Regions from separate parts of the Mus musculus genome. Here region 2 is linked to region 1. The links are chromatin loops, found by intact Hi-C in ENCODE. Cell type or tissue: left cerebral cortex. All regions are shown on one strand. Each heading gives the region's core, and the rest is flanking DNA. Links, peaks and the distances in the headings are about the cores only.

Region 1 (8,331 bases), core at 97-8,096:
CATAAAGATGACACCAGTGTGCACTGTCCAGCGGAGGTGCTGATAGCAGCCATTTGTGGCCCACTCTTTCCCTGCCTGTGGCACACATGCACCTTAAATCTCCACCCGCACCCACAGCAGCGTGACAGTTAATTTGGGTTATCATCTTGACTGGATCCAGCTAGTGGGCACATCTGTGAGGGATTTTTCTCATCAGGCAACCAGAAGTGAGAAGACCCACACTAAACATAGGCAGCACCTTCCTGTGGCAGCCCAGATAAGAGGGGGTCTGAGAGGAACCTGTGCTGTGTGCCTCCTTGCCTTTGAGCCTTACTAACAAGGTCATCTACCCTCTTGCTGATACTGCTACCCTCCCCCACTGATATCAGACTTTCTTCAGGCTTCCAACGTGGACTAAAGACCTCTCGCTCTCTGGGAATCCCCCAGGCCCTCAGCACCAGGGTTGGGCTGCTGAGGTGTCTGGCTAAGCAGCTCCTGGGTCCTCAGCCTCTCCAGCATGGAGATAATCAACATCTGACTGCCAGACTGTGCTACATAGACCAATATAATCATTACACACATAGACACACACACACACACACACACACACACACACCACTGTTGGTTCTGTCGCTTTAGAACAGTGATTCTCAGCCTGTGAGTGGGGACCCCTTTGGGGTCAAATGACTCCTTTATAGGGGTCATCTAAGAGGATCAGAAAACACAGCTATTTACATTAAGATTCATATCAGTAGCAAAGCTACAGTTATGAAGTGGCAATGAAAATACTTTTATGGCTGGGGGTCAGTACAGCATGAGAAACTGAGTTAAAAGGCTGCAGTGCTAGGAAGGGTGAGAACCACTGCTGTAAAGAAAGACCACTAACAAACACAGTGGCCATGAAACTCCTCAGCCGTCTCAAGTCCCTGCTCCACCTTGTGGTCTCAAGTCCTTCCAAGTTCCCGCTGTTCTCTGAGCTTCGGGGTCTTTTAAAAGCCAAACAAGGACTCAAGAGTTCTCAGTCCTGCCCCAGTGACTTTTCTAGCTCGGGCATCCATCCAAGCAAGCATTAGTTGAGTATCTCCTGTTCTCAACGGGCTCCAGGGACTTGACTACAGAAGTAAATGATACAGAGCCCCACTCTAAGACAACTCAGAAGACAGCGGAGTGACTGGGTGGGGCTTACGTCGTTGGGGGAGAGGGCACTCTGCAGGCAGGGTGTCAGGGAGTACTCCCGGAGCAGAGGACATCTGTGCTACCCTTTAAAGGTGGACAAGGAGTAAGAAGAGGAAGTGGAAAGGTCCTCAGTGGGAGACCAGCACGTGCCAAGGCCCTATGGTAGAAGAATGACTTTTCTGGGAAGATTAACAAGGGTTGGCATATGACTGAAGGGGCAAGACAACAGTAGGGAGGGGTGAGGAGATCAGACTATGGAGACTGGAGGGGTTCATCCTGGCAAATGACACAGGCCAGACATGGTGGAGCACACCTCCAGTCCCAGCACTCAGGAGACTGAGACAGGACGAGATGGAGCAGGGCCTGCTAGAGTTATGGAGACTCCATTTCCATTCCAAATAAAGAAGGAGGAGGAGGAGGAGGAGGAGGAGGAGCTGGAGAGGTGACCCAGAGGTTAAGAGTGCTCACTGCTCTTGCAGAGAGCTGGGTTCAGTCCCCAGAATTCAGGGTAGCTTCCAAACGCCTAGAACTGCAGTTCCAGGGAATCTGATGTCTTCTCCTCTCGTCCATAGACTCCTGCATACATACGGTGCATATACACAGTCTGGCACACGCCTGCACATTAAGTAAATAAAAACAAAACAAAACAAAACAGAACAGAACAAAACAGAACAGAACAACACACCAGCAAGAACCAGAGAGGAGTGGAGACTCCACCCTTCATTCAGCCCTTAGAGCCTCCTCCAGCTGAACACAGTTCTTTACCCTTCAGTCTGCCAAGACGCATGCCCGGAATACAAGACACTAGATGTTGTGATATGCATAGTAAAGCCGCTATGTCTGGCTTTAAGGGAAATGTATAGTAAGCCGCTGTGTCTGGCTTTGAGTGCAGTGTCTCAGCAAAGCCTTTGCTGTGTTTGGGTCAATCAATAGAAGCTGAGAAATTGTTCTGTGGCTGTTTGAACCTTGAAGAGATGTTATTTGTTTAGAGGATCTGCACTTGGTGCTACGTGAGAGCCTGCAGCTGCCCCGACCTTGGTCCCAAGGTGCTCCCGACAAACCAGGAATTCTTTCTTTTGGTTATGGCTAGCCATGGTCAAAAGGGACCGAGATCTGTGGGAATTGTCTGCTCTCAGGGGCAGCAAGGGCAAGATAACTTTGGTAGCTGGAACCTTTCCCAGCCCCAATTAACCTTGTATGATGTTTGAATAAAGTAACTGCAGTGAGCTAGGCGGGGGTCAGCCTTTTCCAAGAAGGCTGAACCCCTCTGCTTCTTCAGAAAATGGAGACTTAGCATCTTGGTGAGGTTCTTTCTCTACTGTAGCACCTATGGACATCAATCAATAACTAGGTTTCGTCACAAATACACCAGACCGTGGCTCTCTCTGCGGCCTTAACAGTGCCTGGTCTCTGTTGGTCTCGTTCCTAATTTCATCCCATGCTCACCTGAGCTCACTGCTACCCCAAACTGGCTGAAAGTGCGTCTTTGCTCCAAATCCCCATTATTAGCTGTAAAGTTGTACTGAGCGCTTGATAGCAGCAGAGGGTAAAAGAGGCCCAACTGTAGTCAGGACAACTTCATCCCAGCCAGCTAAAAGTAATCCGGAAGGGAAGGCCTCTTGCAACAACTCTCAAATATAGTGCGCCTAGAACCCAGGTATCTCTTTAGAAACAGATTCTAATTCAGTAGCTGTGGGACGTGGGAGCAGTGGACATTGCTCACAAGGTCCCAGGTAAGAGCCAGGAAGAAGGCACAACCCGTAAAAGCACTAGCTAGACCCGATAACTTGAGTTTCCCGAGACAGGTGGGGTAGAAGGAGAGTATTGATTTCTGCATTTATCCTCTGATATCCACACAGGTGACACAGTACACACACGTGTGTATACACACCTGTGCGCATAAGCGCATAAATGTAACTGTAAACAAAATACATTTGAAGAAATATCCCAGGTAATCCTGAGGCTCTGGGTTCATGGAAAATACCCAAGTAAAGAGAAAATCACTTTCCACACTTATAGGAAAACACATATTAAAATTTCCAGCCTATGGGAAATCAATAATTTCAGGAAATAAAAAAAAAGTTAATTATAACAAAGATGAACATTTGAAAAGGCATTCAAACAGTAAGCTGTGAGTTACGTGATTCACTGACCATACTATTACGTGACCAAATAACTTCCACCAGCAGAGGGCGCTCTCTGATCATTTCCTCCCATGATGACCCAGCCAGTTTTGGCACTGAAAGAAATCATGGCAGGCTGACACCCAGGGTTGAAGTCTGCCAGTAGCTTCTGTGGTCAAAGCTAGAAAGGGGGTAGTAAAAGAAATTACTGGACTTCTTCACTAAATTGGAGTTCATAAAAAGTATGGGTATTTATGATGATGGTGGTGATGAGGGCAGTGCTCTGTGTGTGTGTGTGTGTGTGTGTGTGTGTGAGAGAGAGAGAGAGAGAGAGAGAGAGAGAGAGAGAGAGAGAGAGAGAGATCTGAGAGAAAAGAACAACCTCGTGGAGTTAGTGCCCTCCTTCCACCTCAGTTCAGCAAACTTCCAACAGTGAGCACTTTACTCCCTGAGCATCTCAACGTCAAACGAAATTGCTCTCAAGGAGTAAAGTCTCCAACATTTGAATACCTGCTGTACTGGTCATCTTCCTGGCCAGCTTGACTGAATTCAGAATCACCCAGAAGACCTCTGGGCTTAGCTGTGAGGGCGTTACTAGAGAGGCGAAACTGAAGAGGGAAAAACCTACCCTGAGTGTGGCCAGAGCCGCCTCAGGGGCTCTCGTCCCAGACTGAATAAAAAGAAGAAATCAATCTTAGTTATAACCCATCTCCCTCTGCTCCTTGACCTTGAACCCCATGAGAATAGTCACCTCACACTCCTGATGACACATCTTCCCCACCTGATGGACTGTAACTTCCAGCTGTGAGCCAAAATAACCCTTCCTTCCCCAAGACACTTCCGTGGGATGTTTTGAGGGCACCTACCTTGCAACTCTTCCTCGGAGATCTCCCAAGCCAGAGAGCTGGCGCATCTCCAGCGTCTTTAAGGCAGAATTAGTTCCATAGCTGATGTTGTCCCTGGCACGGATCTGCTCCTGGAGAACCTGGGCAACAAAAAGGACACTTAGGGTCAGTGGCAAATTCACACGTGTCCATTTCATAATTCAGGAAAGTATATGAGTGCTCGACTCATTTTTTTCCCAAAAGAAGATTTTGTTTGTTTGTTAGTTAGTTAGTTTGTTTGTTTGTTTAAAACTAAAGGTCTTACTGTTAACCCTGGCTGGTCCTGAACTTGATGTGTAGATCAGGCTGGCCTTACACTCATGAACATCTGCCTGCCTAAGGAGCTCTTTTTATCAGTGAACTGATGAACCCAGAAGCAGAGAACCAGTAAGCCCAGAAAGAGGTATAACTCTCCACTGAGAGTTCCCTAATCCACCAATAAAACTGTGTTCTTTTATTTTTTTATTATCTTTCCTTCGTATGGGAGTGATTTTATTTATCTGCTATGCCTTAAGCTGCGTGTAGACTTATTTGTTTATTTGTCTTTTGAGACAGTAGCTCATGGTGTAATCAAAGCTGGCCTCTAATTTCCCCTCCTCCTGCCTGGGCCACCCCAAGCACCGAGGAGCTCAGAGATAAGCCACCGTGCCCTGCTCCTGTTATTTTATTTTACATGGTTTTAATTTTGGATTGAATTTCTCTTTGATTTAAGGATGTCTGACTATCTAAGGATGTCAGAATTAATTAGAGTTGGCCCACACAGTGGCACAAGTATGTAATCCCAACACTCAGGAGGGTTTTGAATTGGAGGCTAGCCAAGGTTACATCACAAGACGTCGCAAAAAGTCAAAACAGAATTTAAAATGTGTTTCTTTATTTCAAGCTGTTTTTTTTATTTTTTTATTTTTTAAATAACATTTTATTTAGTTAGGAGTAGGTTTCAAGAGAACAATTTTCGGGAGTGGATTCTCTCGATCCCAGGCTCCTAGGGATCGGATTGAAGTTTTTAGGAGTGGCAGCAAATGCCTTTTCCTGCTGTTCCACCTCACTGGCTCTGTCTTTGTTAATTAATCCTCACTATACTGGCTTATTAAAAAAGTCGGTAAGACATTTCATGTTTTTAACATGCTAAGTTTTGCTTCATGGCACATGACCGAGTTTTCGAATTTTCACTTAAGTGCATGTGTGTGAGAGCCTATGCCCGGTGTGTGGGTGACCATGAACTCCAGAAGAGGGTGTCTGACGCTCTGCAACTGGAGTTGGGGGTAATTGGGACTAAGGTGGGTGCTAGTAACCAAATCAAACTGGACCACCGATCCATCTTACCAGAATCGACGACCCAACTCTGCTTTTAAAACCGAAGCTTTAACCTGGAGCTTGGTGAACTTTTCAAACTCTTCAACCCATGAGTAACTCCCGTGTGTAACTAGAATTGCCTCTCTCCTTCTGCCCCCTCCCGCTGGAGCGCCTGCCATTCCTGCGCCAGTCTAGCTTGCCCTTCCTGACAGCTCCATTCTGATTTTGATGCTCATCTCTCCGGGATTTCTTCCACTCTTTCCTGGGACCCAGAAAACTCTAAATTCAAGGCAGCAGTTTTACACTGTGCTCAGGGGTCCTAAGTATGTAAACTGCTCTTTTATTCCGGGCCGCTGGTTCCCTCTGCTGGGGGGCGTGGCTTTTCCTCCTCCTATGGCTGCTGGGTCCTCGGATGGGATAGAGCTTTCCTTTGTCGGCTCACTGGCGTGCTCAGTGGGTGTTTCTGACAGGAGTGGAAGCGTCAGTAGGCTGGAGGTACAGCCAGTGAGGGAGTTGTGCCAGTCGTAGCCAAAGACTAAGAGGAAGAGTGGGAGAGTGGGCCTCCACAGCTACCTCCACAATGTCTCCTTGCCTCCTTCTGTAGAGGGAGGCAATGTGCCCGGCTCCTCCTCCTCAGATTGCTAAGGCCTCACTCTGCCTTTCCCGGCTGCAGCTGGCACTGCCAGACCCTCTTGTCTGTGCAGTCCAGGTGCACAAGAAGGGGGGGGGGGCAAGGACGGGGGGAGGGACTAGTGAGGGGGCAGGCAGCAAGTGGCCAGTGTCCCTTACCGCCAGCACCCATACAGGGAACTGTTTCCCTATTTTGTTCAGCTTGGTGACACATTTTATTGCCACTGAAAATGGAATTTGCAATTGCCAGACCTATTATTTCCTATGGCTCCCAATTTTTGAATGAATGAACCTGCTCTCTGAAGAATGCGCACACTAGCTACAATCACCTATGAATGGCAAAACGTTACTCATCTGAGCACATTCCTGCAAGGAGACCTCAAGCCTGACTAATCCATCTCTGGCTCTCTCCCACTGGTGAAAGGCACTGGCGGAGCGCTCTCTCTCTCTCTCTCTCTGTCTCTCTCTGTCTCTCTCTCTCTCTCTCTCTCTCTCTCTCTCTCTCTCTCTCTCTCTCCCTCTCTCCTCAATAAGCACAATGGGAAGCTACCCCTAATAGAAGCAACAACAACAACAAATAGGAAGAAACACTCATGCTTTCTGTTTGGGTTTCTTCAGATTTTGTTGATAATAATAAGACACAAGGCCATGGTGCTCAAATGCCTTTGGGAAACACACATGACATCCAGAAGACCTGTTTTATATGAAGAGTCCCAGGTCCTGTCCCCAGAAAGTCAAAGCTAGGGAGTGGGCCTGAAGATAGATGCAAAAGAAGCAGGCGCTCTCCTAGGGCACCAGTGCATTAGATGCCAGGCTTTGCTTCGGTTTTCCAGCCCTGAGTAAAGAAAATGGAAAGGAATTCGCAAACAAGGGGCTTAAAATAATTAACGCAGTCAACCTTTCTAGTAGCCAGAGACACAGAAACCATACACTGGGGGCTGAGGATGTAGTCCAGCTGCTAGCGTGTGTGCGGAGCACTGCATAGCCTTGTGTTCTATCCGAGCAGAGTAAGCCTCACATGGCAGACACATCTGTAATCCCAACATCTGGCAGTGGAGGAAGGAAGATCAAAAGATCTGGCTATCATACTTGGTAAGGTCCAGAACCATTCTGAGGTAGAACTCCAATAGGGGATGTGGCTGACAGGGTGTGGGACAGGGGTGATATATATATATGAAGGCTCAGGCAGAATGAAGGCTTTCTGTTCTGTTCTGCTGTGGGTCTAACATAGCTAAATAAATAAATAAAATATCTGTTTTATTGTTTGCTTTGCTATACTAGAGACTGAACACAGAGCCTTATGTATAGTACTTATATATACATCCAGCCCAAGGTCTACTAAAATTTTTTTGAATTTATTTATTATGGCTCAGTTGGTCAGTGCTTCCCATGCAAGGAAAATATCTCAAGCTTGATCCCCAGTACCCACGTAAAAGCCAGGCCTGCCCACACAAGCTGTGATTCCAACACTGGAAAGGCAGAGACAGGAGGATCTGACCCTGTGTCCAAACTATGATAGGGATGGGTTCAGGAAGACACTGCACATCAACCTCTGACCTCTACAGACACACTACATACACATGCATGAACATATACATACATACATACATACGTACATACATACATACACTTAAAAAATAAATTGAAATACAGTATTTGAATTGTAATCCCCAAAGCACTACAACAACAAAATCCAAGAAGCACAGTTGATAAGGTAGCCAAAATTTATCCATGTTGTTCAGATTTTTGATCAAGTAATTCTACGTCTTAGAATTAATCTTCAAAGAAAAACAGTAAGTGTCAGCATAAAAATGTTTTCATAGGTGATTCCCCAGAGCAACTGTTTCAGTTTTCACAACTCTCACATCTCTATGCAAACCTGAGAGGTTTGCGAGAGGTGACCATTTAACTGTTTGTCTGTTTATTTAGAGGCAGCTCTCAGTCTGTAGCCCTGGCTAGCCTAGAACTTGCTATGTATCCCAGATTGGCTTCAATTCACATCAGTACATCTGCCTTTGCCACCCCCACCCCCACCCCCCCACCCCCCCCAGTGCTGGGATTTAAGGTTTGCAGCACTGTGCCTGGCTGTCACAGAGGACTTTAAAAACAAGGCAAACTGTGTAGAGTTCAATACTGAGCAAGAAGAAAGAATATAAAATAGACACACAGGTTGGTTCCTGCTGTGTGCCAAGAAGCTTGTAAAATAAGGGAACCTTACCATCTTCCCTATTAGATCTGGTTTG
Region 2 (8,331 bases), core at 184-8,183, 390 kb after region 1:
TAGAAAAGAAAGCTTTTGTTCTTTGCCTGTTTGTCCCCATTCTTGTTGGCAAGTTCATTCCTTCACTGGCAGTAGAGCCTACTTCTGGATTCCAGTGTATACTGAAGATATCCAAGTGTTCAGTCTTCATACATCAGTATGTGCTGAAATAGCCAAGCTCATGGATTGAACAACTACAACTACTAGATTCTTAAACTTTCCATTGGTAGACAGCCAGTGTTGGAATACCTGGGCCACAGCCTGTAAGTCACTCTAATCTCTTTTCTATATATAAATAGGTTCATTCTCTAAGTTCTGCTCCTCTTGAGAACCCTAACAAATACAGCATTGGAGGACCAACACTCAAGGGTATGCTCTGGCCTCCACATCATACACATGAACATGCAGACACATAAGAACTCTACTATGAGCTACCATGCAATCCCCCCTTTTCAGTGCTGGAGACTGAACTCAGGCCCTTGAAATTTTGAGGTAAACACTCTCCCCCAGAGCTAAATTCTCATCCCCTTTTCTCTCTTTTTTTTTTTAAAAAGATTTATTTATTATTATATGTAAGTACACTGTAGCTGTCTTCAGACACACCAGTAGAGGCGTCAGATGTCATTACAGATGGTTGTGAGCCACCATGTGGTTGCTGGGATTTGAACTCAGGACCTTCAGAAGAAAAGTCAGTGCTCTTAACTGCTAAGCCATCCCTCCAGCCCCTACAGCCTCTTTTCTCATTCTTCAGTCTCTAGCTCTAAAATCTAGACATGTTCCTACGTAAGTAAACATATTATTATCATCTTTATCTCATCTGAGAGTAACTCTAAAACACGGCTGTGCCACCTTTCTACCTACATAAGAAGCCTATTTCCATTCTTCTCTACAACATGATCTTATTTTCCTCAAGGCACTCACCACTATTTATCCTATTTATGAGGTTGTAACTCAACAGACTGTCTACTCTATGAAGGCAACATCTTGATCCCTGCAGACCAATCAGTATCTGCCTACAACATGAGGCAATCAACACATACTTAAAGTATATCATAATGTAAAACCTCCATGTAACATATCAGCTCTGCTCTGTGTTTCTATCATTTGTAACTTTCTTTTCATCTATTGTCAATTTCTGACTACCTACAGAAACCCAGGCAGCAACCTGAGAGATACAAGAGAGAATAGAGTATAAGATGGTCAATATGCCGGGCAGTGGTGACACACGACTTTAATCCCAGCACTTGGGAGACAGAGGCAGGTGGATTTCTAATCCCAGCACTCCGGAGGCAGAGGCAGGAGAATTTCTGAGTTCGAGGCCAGCCTGGTCTACAAAGTGAGTTCCAGGACAGCCAGGGCTATAAAGAGAAACCCTGTCTCGAAAAACCAAAACCAAAGTATCATTTTTATAAACAATGCTGTAGCCCATACTATCCCACATCTAGAAGAGGATTAGAAATTCAATATACTTAAATTGACACACACCTTTGATGCCAGCACTTGAGATGCACAGGCAGGCAGATCTGAGTTTGAGCCTAAGCTACAAAGTGAATTCTAGGGCTACACAGAGAAACCTAGTCTCAGGGAAAGAAAGAAAGAAGGGGGGGGGGGAAGGGAGGGGAGGGGAGGGGGAGAAATTCAAGGAACTTTCTGGCTTTACAGTGAATTTAACCTGAGATGCCTGAGAGCCTGGTCTCAAAATCAGGGGTTGGGGTTTGGGGGGTGTATTCATATTTAGAATTTTCTGAAAGGTGTAAAAGGTTGGTAAAACTGGACACAAGCTCACACTTGTAATCACCAGCACTTTGGTGACCTGAGTGGCCAGCCTGAGATATTCAATGAGAACCAGGTTATAGTACACTCCCATCTTCGGAAAACACAAAACAAACAAAACACTCTGAGTAACTTCTCCAATGGACAGAATTATCCACTACCATGAACAAATATGGCTTCATTGAAGGTTAATGCATATGTATGTGCTTTATTTGCATACACGCATCAATTTATACTCTCCATAGAGCATTTCTTTCTAGAGAGCTGTCCTGATAAATCTAACAGTGAATATTGAAAGAACTAAAAATAGAAGCTATTAAATGTGGCACACACACACCCAAAACCAGAGGCTAGAAATGAACATTTATGAATTTTATACTCATTTTACTAATTGAGAAGGCTATAACTTCAAGAAAAGTTAACAATAAATTCAGATCCAATGTACAACAACCATACTACACCTAAACAAATGTAACAAATCTTAATTACTATTATTTTGTTGTTGTTGTTCTGTCAGTCTATTTCCCTCTATTAAAGACCCAAGTCCATGGAGTTGGGGTAAAAGCAGGGACACATATAACTAAGTTGTAACTAATGCATGATACCAAAGCCCTTTATTACCATAACTTTTTTGTTTTGTTTTGTTTTTTTTGTTTTTCGAGACAGGGTTTCTCTGTGTAGCCCTGGCTGTCCTGGAACTCACTCTGTAGACCAGGCTGGCCTCGAACTCAGAAATCCGCCTGCCTCTGCCTCCCGAGTGCTGGGATTAAAGGCGTGTGCCACCACTGCCCGGCTAATCATGACATCTTTAAGACTTTTAAGCTATGAATGTTTTGATACAATGAATTTTCTATTTCATATTTTCAACTTAAAAAAAAAAACTGTACTCAGATGCACCTGCTCAAAAACTTACTGCTCTTTAGCTTTATGCAAATAAACTGCTGTTCTCTTAGAATATCAGTAGAAACATGTCTCAATTTCTTACAAATATGAAACACCAAAACAAAACTTGCTGAATATAACCCCAGCTAGCACACATTCTTCATTAAGCCTAATTATTTTTATTATAGCTTTTTTCAACTATAAACTCGAGACCCAAGTACAATGACAGAAACCTGCAGTCCCAGCTCCTTTGGAGGCTGAGGCAGAAAGATTTCTGAGTATAGGAGCTAAAGACTGACTATTTCTAGTGAACCATCTGGGATACAAGTGACCAATATACAGAGAACAAAGGGGAAAGATGACAAAAGAAAACACACATACATGACACCCAACCCTGATTATTAAGAAAAAAACTACTAGAGACAGGCGAATTTCTGAGTTCGAGGCCAGCCTGGTCTACAGAGTGAGTTCTAGGACAACCAGGGCTATACAGAGAAACCCTGTCTCGAAAACAAACAAACAAACAAACAAAAATTATTCTTGCTAATTTTCCCCACTATCATTCACCCAACTCACAAATGCCCTCAGTAATTTTTTCAGATACTACTGAGACTCTGAGGTAACAAGCAAGCAGGATACAATGAAATAATTTGTCCATGGTTACACCCTAAGAAAGTAGCAAAAGTAATATATATTTTGGGGGTGGGTATTTAAAATAGGATCTCTCTACATAGTATGGGCTGTTGTAGAACTCACTATATACACCAAGCTAGGCTCTGCCTCCCAAATGTTAGGATTAAAGGCAACTCGAGCCATCACACACTCAGCACTCCTGCTACAAAAGTAATTTAAAGCTAAATTGTTTCTCTTCAAAATAGAAGAGCTTCCTTAAAACCTATGTCACAATGTAACACAATATTACAATGACCAGTTTCTACTAAACCTTTTTACTAAAATAAAAACAAAACAAAAAATCACTTAGTTACAAACTATCAAAATATAAATCCAGACCTGGAAAAATGGTTTGTTGTCAAGAGTGCTTACTATGCTGGCTGAGGACCCAATCGGGACTCAGCACCTATACAGGGCAGTGCAAAACCTCCTTTAACTACCACTCCAGAGTACTAGGTCCTCTTCCGGCCTCAGAGGCACCTGCACTCACATGTACAGACCCCACACACTGGTATATACGCACATGAAGGTTTTGGGGTTTGTTTGGGTTCTTTAACGTAGACTCAAAAGCTAAGTAAAATCAGAATTCTTGAAAGGACATCTGTATTAAGTCACGTGAGAGCTATTGCAAAGACAAATGGTAAAGATATGAGGAACCTCTGTTCATCTTTTTTTTGATTTTGCTCTCTTTGGTTAAAGAGGTCCCCAAAACAAGAAAATTAAAGATAAAAGTGCCAAATGGAACTAAGTTTGGATCAAGTCAGGTTCAAGAGCTGTCAGAACTCTGACAATGAGGTCTCTGTCAGCTGGCTCACTCACTGCTACTCAGGAGTTCTAAACTCATTCTGTACATAAATCAAGGAACAGGAAAGCTCTCAACAATACAATGGAGTCACCCCAGACATGAGCAAATTAAGTGAAGGCGCTAGCTACAACTTCCTGGTTTTTTGGTTTTTGGTTGTTGTTTTTTTTGGACGCTAAAAAGTCACACTTTTTTTTTAAAATTATCTATAAAGCTCTATAATCTAAGAAGTGTGGTGACAAACCTCTATTTCTCCAGAACAAAAACCGATATTTCCACCGCACCACTGCTGACTCCGATCAATTATCTAGGCAGGATAAAGAAAACATCTTTTTTTAATGACTAACCAGCCAACTCCACACAATATCAGACGCGCCTGTCTTCTGCTCCGCGGACTGCGCGTGCCCGCCCGCACCGGGCGGCTCCCGGCTCCAGCCGGGGTTACCTTCCTCACTCCATTGTCACCCCCACTCCTCGGCCCTGAGCCCCAGTCCCGCTGGCGAGCGGCGGCCCCGGGGCGCAATCCCCTCACCCACCCCCTCCCAAGAGGCCGTGGGTGTGTCCGCGGGCGGACTCTTGCCCGGACACAATGAGCCACTCCGCGCCGTCCGGGACCCGCGGTCATTCCCCTGTCGCCGACCCGGGCCGGCCGCCGCGGCCCTTCCTCTTTCTCCCTCCTGCTCGGCCCCTCCCCCGCCGCGCGCAAGCGCCACCGCGCCGCTCCCCTCCCCCGCACCCCCCCCCCTTCCGCCGGCGCCCTCACCCGAGTCCGCAGGCCCCGTGCGGCCAGGTCCCGGACTCGCTGGCGCGGGGCTGGGGAACAGCGCTCGGCCGGGTGAGGCTGAGGCGGGCCGGGCGGCTCTCCTCAGGAGGGCGTCTGTCAACACCGCCGCCGCGGAGCGTGAGGCTGAGCCTGGCTCGGCTGGACCCGGCTCCGAGCACCCGATCGCGGCCCACGCGCGCTCGCGACCCTGAACGGCCGGCGTGCCTTACGCCGCGCAGCACCAGCGCCCCGCCACCATCGCCGTCGCCGCCGCCGCAGCCTGGGCCGGCCCTCCCCGACTGCGCGAGCGCGACACCGGGGCCCTTTTACGACAGTTCGGAAAGCGAGCGCTCCGGACCCTCACGCCCTCTCACAGCAGTATGTCTGCGCATGTGCGGGCCAGGGACCGCCCCCCTGCGTCCCAGTCCTTCCTCTTTGCACTGGCTTAGGCGAACTGTTGGCCCAGTGGGACTAAGTTAAAAATAAGGTGGTTGGGTTCACTTTCTTCCGTGATTTCGGGCTCAACAGTGCTTCAGCATAATTCCGCCTACGTACTGGTTGCTTTTTCTCAAACTAAAAATTATTCCAGCTTACTGATTGCACTAGTCGCGCCTTTAAATAAAAAAACAAAAAAACACGGGTTAGTGTCTTTCTCAGCAGATGATACCCAAAACAGAGATCTCATCTCACTGGTGAAGTGAATTTTCAAAATCATTTCAAATGTATTATTAGGTAGCCTGGGAGCTATACAATCGCAGATGACTTCTTAATTGCCTCACAAAACCCAGAAGATTGCAGTTTTTATTGTGTGCCCTAGAAGGATGTAAGGACAGAGAGTGGGCTCTGCAGTCAATCAGACAGATTTCCGGTCAGAAAGCAAAGTGAGGGTGCCCAAGCTGACTTATTAACACCTTTATAAATCTCAGTTTCCTCTTCTATAAAACATGATAGCCTTATATGCTTCAAAATGATCTTGTGAGGTCAAATATGACGACTTAAAGTACCTTATATTACCAATTAAGTATTTAACAAGCATTAATAACCTCCTTCTACATCAGCTCGTCGATAATATTCACTCATGTTCTCCATATTTAGTGAAGGTGATTTTTTGGCTTGGTTTGGTTTGGTTTTGGTTTTTCGAGACAGAGTTTCTCTGTGTAGCCCTGGCTGTCTTGGAACTCACTCCAGAGACTCAGAGATCCACCTGACTCTGCCTCCCAAGAACTGGGAGTATTTTTAAATTTTAAAAGAAGAAGAAATGGAAAACATTGGATTTGGATTTCCTCAGCCTCCCTAGTTGCTGCCCTCTACAAGTAGAATTCTATCGGGACTATCAAAGCCCAGGACTTTTTTGTTTTGTTTTGTTTTGTTTTGTTTTGTTTCCGGGCTTGGTTAGGTTTGGTTTTTTTCGAGACAGGGTTTTTCTGTATTGCCCCGGCTTTCCTGGAACTCACTCTGTAGACCAGGCTGGCCTCGAATTCAGAAATCTGCCTGCCTCTGCCTCTGCTTCTGGGACTAAAGATGTGTGCTTCTTGGGTTGGGGACTTTAGGTTAGAGGCAAGACTTGTCTGTTCTGATCAGGTAGAGTTTTTGAAGTGTCTAATGTTTACCCAAAGGCTTGAACTTAGTTGGTTGTTGAGTGTGTTAATCTAAAACTAAGTAGACCACTGGGCTAATGATGGAGATTCGGATTCATTAACTTACATTTCTGACAGTTGAAGCAAGCATTTTGGTAAGGTCAACCAGAGTAGAAATGAGAGGAAATAGATATGTGGAATGTTTGTTATTTAAAGAGCTGAAGTGAAAGGAAATTCTAGGAGGAGTTGAATGTGTTAGAGAGGGAGGGAGGGAAGGAGGAAGGAAGAGAAATTGAGTCAAGATATATAGGTAGTAAAAAATTAGGAGGAAATTTAGCAATAAAGAGTATGATCATGGATTCATGAAATGCTGTTGGTTGAGCAATAGAAAGATCTGTAAACTTGACCAGCTTCATAGATTATCTTGACATAGAGAACAGAGTTTCTCTATGAAGTTGGTTTTGACACTCGGGTATTGTTTGACATAATCAAAAGATGATTTTGGTTGTCACAACTGGGGAAATGTTGCTGACATCTTGTAAGAGGTACTAAGCACCAAGCCATGGGCAGGACACCACCCACAACAAAGAGTCATCTGGGCTGTGAAGTCAATATCTCAGCTGAAAAGTCCCAATGTAGAAAGTATTGCACACTAGTTACACCAGAGCTAATACTATTTTGTTAAATTGGTAATGAATGAAAAAGAGACAAGTCTAGCAGGATACCTAGTCAGAAAGAAAAAGGAAGAAAGAAAGAAAGAAAGAAACAAAGAAACAAAGAAACAAAGAAACAAAGAGAAAAAGAAAAGAGTAAGGATTTAAATCCTTTTGATATGTTGAAGGGAAAAGGGTCAGAAAAATGAAGAGGTAAATGATAATAGATCCAATAATCCCTGGAGAACAATGGTTGGTCAGATGAATAAAATTGGCCATTGTACTGAAAAGAAATGATTGGACAAATATAATTAGGTTTACTTGCCTAAGGGGGTCAAACCTTTGACTTCTCTTTGAAATACAAGATTGTGCCATTTACCCAGGTAGAAAGTTTGCAAGTGGCTGGGTGCAGAATGCCTAAAGCACTGAAATTAAAAGCATCAGAAGAGCCATGCTGTAATGGTGCCTGCCTTTAATTCCAGGCAGAGGCAGGCAGATCTCTAAGTTTGAGGCCAGCTTGGTCTACAAAGTGAGTTCCAGGACAGCCAGGGCTACACAGAGAAACCCTGTCTTGAAAAACCAAACAAAAACAAAAACATCAGAATAGCCTTTGACATAGTTGCAGGGATGGTGATGACAAACCAAGACAGGAAGCCCAGATCAGAAAATTCTTAAGACTGAAAGGTCTGCTGTGGTTTGCATCTGCAGCAGTAAGGGGGAAGTTAGAGAAGGAGGAAGCTCACACCTGGATTCATGCAATAGCACTTTTCTGGTTCCCCCCTCCCTATACTCCCATACCACCATGAGTTAAAGTCTAAAGAGATGTCGGGACAGAGCAAACTGGGAAGCAACGAATAACTTAAAATCCTTTAATAACCCTTCATCACCTTCAGGTCCTAAATCCTTGGTTTAACAAATAAAACTGCTCAAAATCCAGAGTCTCCAGTATCTTTTCATGCTAGGTCTTAACTATCCTGCCCCCACCCAGTGGGTAGATTTCAGTAGTCTTCTTAAGTTTCTTGTAACACTTTCAAAACAAAACAAGCCAACACAGCATCCTGTACCAACCCTAGGTTTGCTGTCTGAAATTAACAACCTTCTGTTTGTGCAATCACGTTTTGCCTGTTGGAGTGGAAGAAACCGTTCTCCGGCTCAAGACTAATTCATTCGATCATTAACCATTTGCCTCCATAGGAACTTTGCTCCAGGAGTTTTTGCCTCTTTTTCAAC

Evidence for each region. Peaks named below come from ENCODE experiments on the same cell type or tissue, not always from the same donor. Only the 100,000 strongest peaks of a DNase experiment are listed, where the experiment ranks them.
Region 2: a loop joins it to region 1, with 2.3 times the contacts of the local background. A loop is called at or near these places in 6 of 42 quality-filtered maps.

What each region holds. Positions count from the first base shown.
Region 1 is chr9:70,106,114-70,114,444 of GRCm38, forward strand. Fam81a (family with sequence similarity 81, member A) reads right to left here. Exons shown (of 9, transcript NM_029784.2): 4 at 4,145-4,263. Among named protein-coding and RNA genes, the nearest start is that of Gm39369, 27 kb to the left of the region's middle. In left cerebral cortex, for the core only: a CTCF peak has its summit at 3,353 (motif pointing right); DNase peaks (open chromatin) are centred at 178, 1,976, 3,354, 4,194 and 2 more places; H3K27ac peaks cover 370 bases.
Region 2 is chr9:70,498,588-70,506,918 of GRCm38, forward strand. Rnf111 (ring finger 111) reads right to left here and starts at 5,188. Exons shown (of 15, transcript NM_033604.3): 1 at 4,872-5,188; 2 at 4,353-4,415. In left cerebral cortex, for the core only: no CTCF peak of the experiment used is centred there; DNase peaks (open chromatin) are centred at 4,799 and 5,240; H3K4me3 peaks cover 2,291 bases; H3K27ac peaks cover 1,580 bases.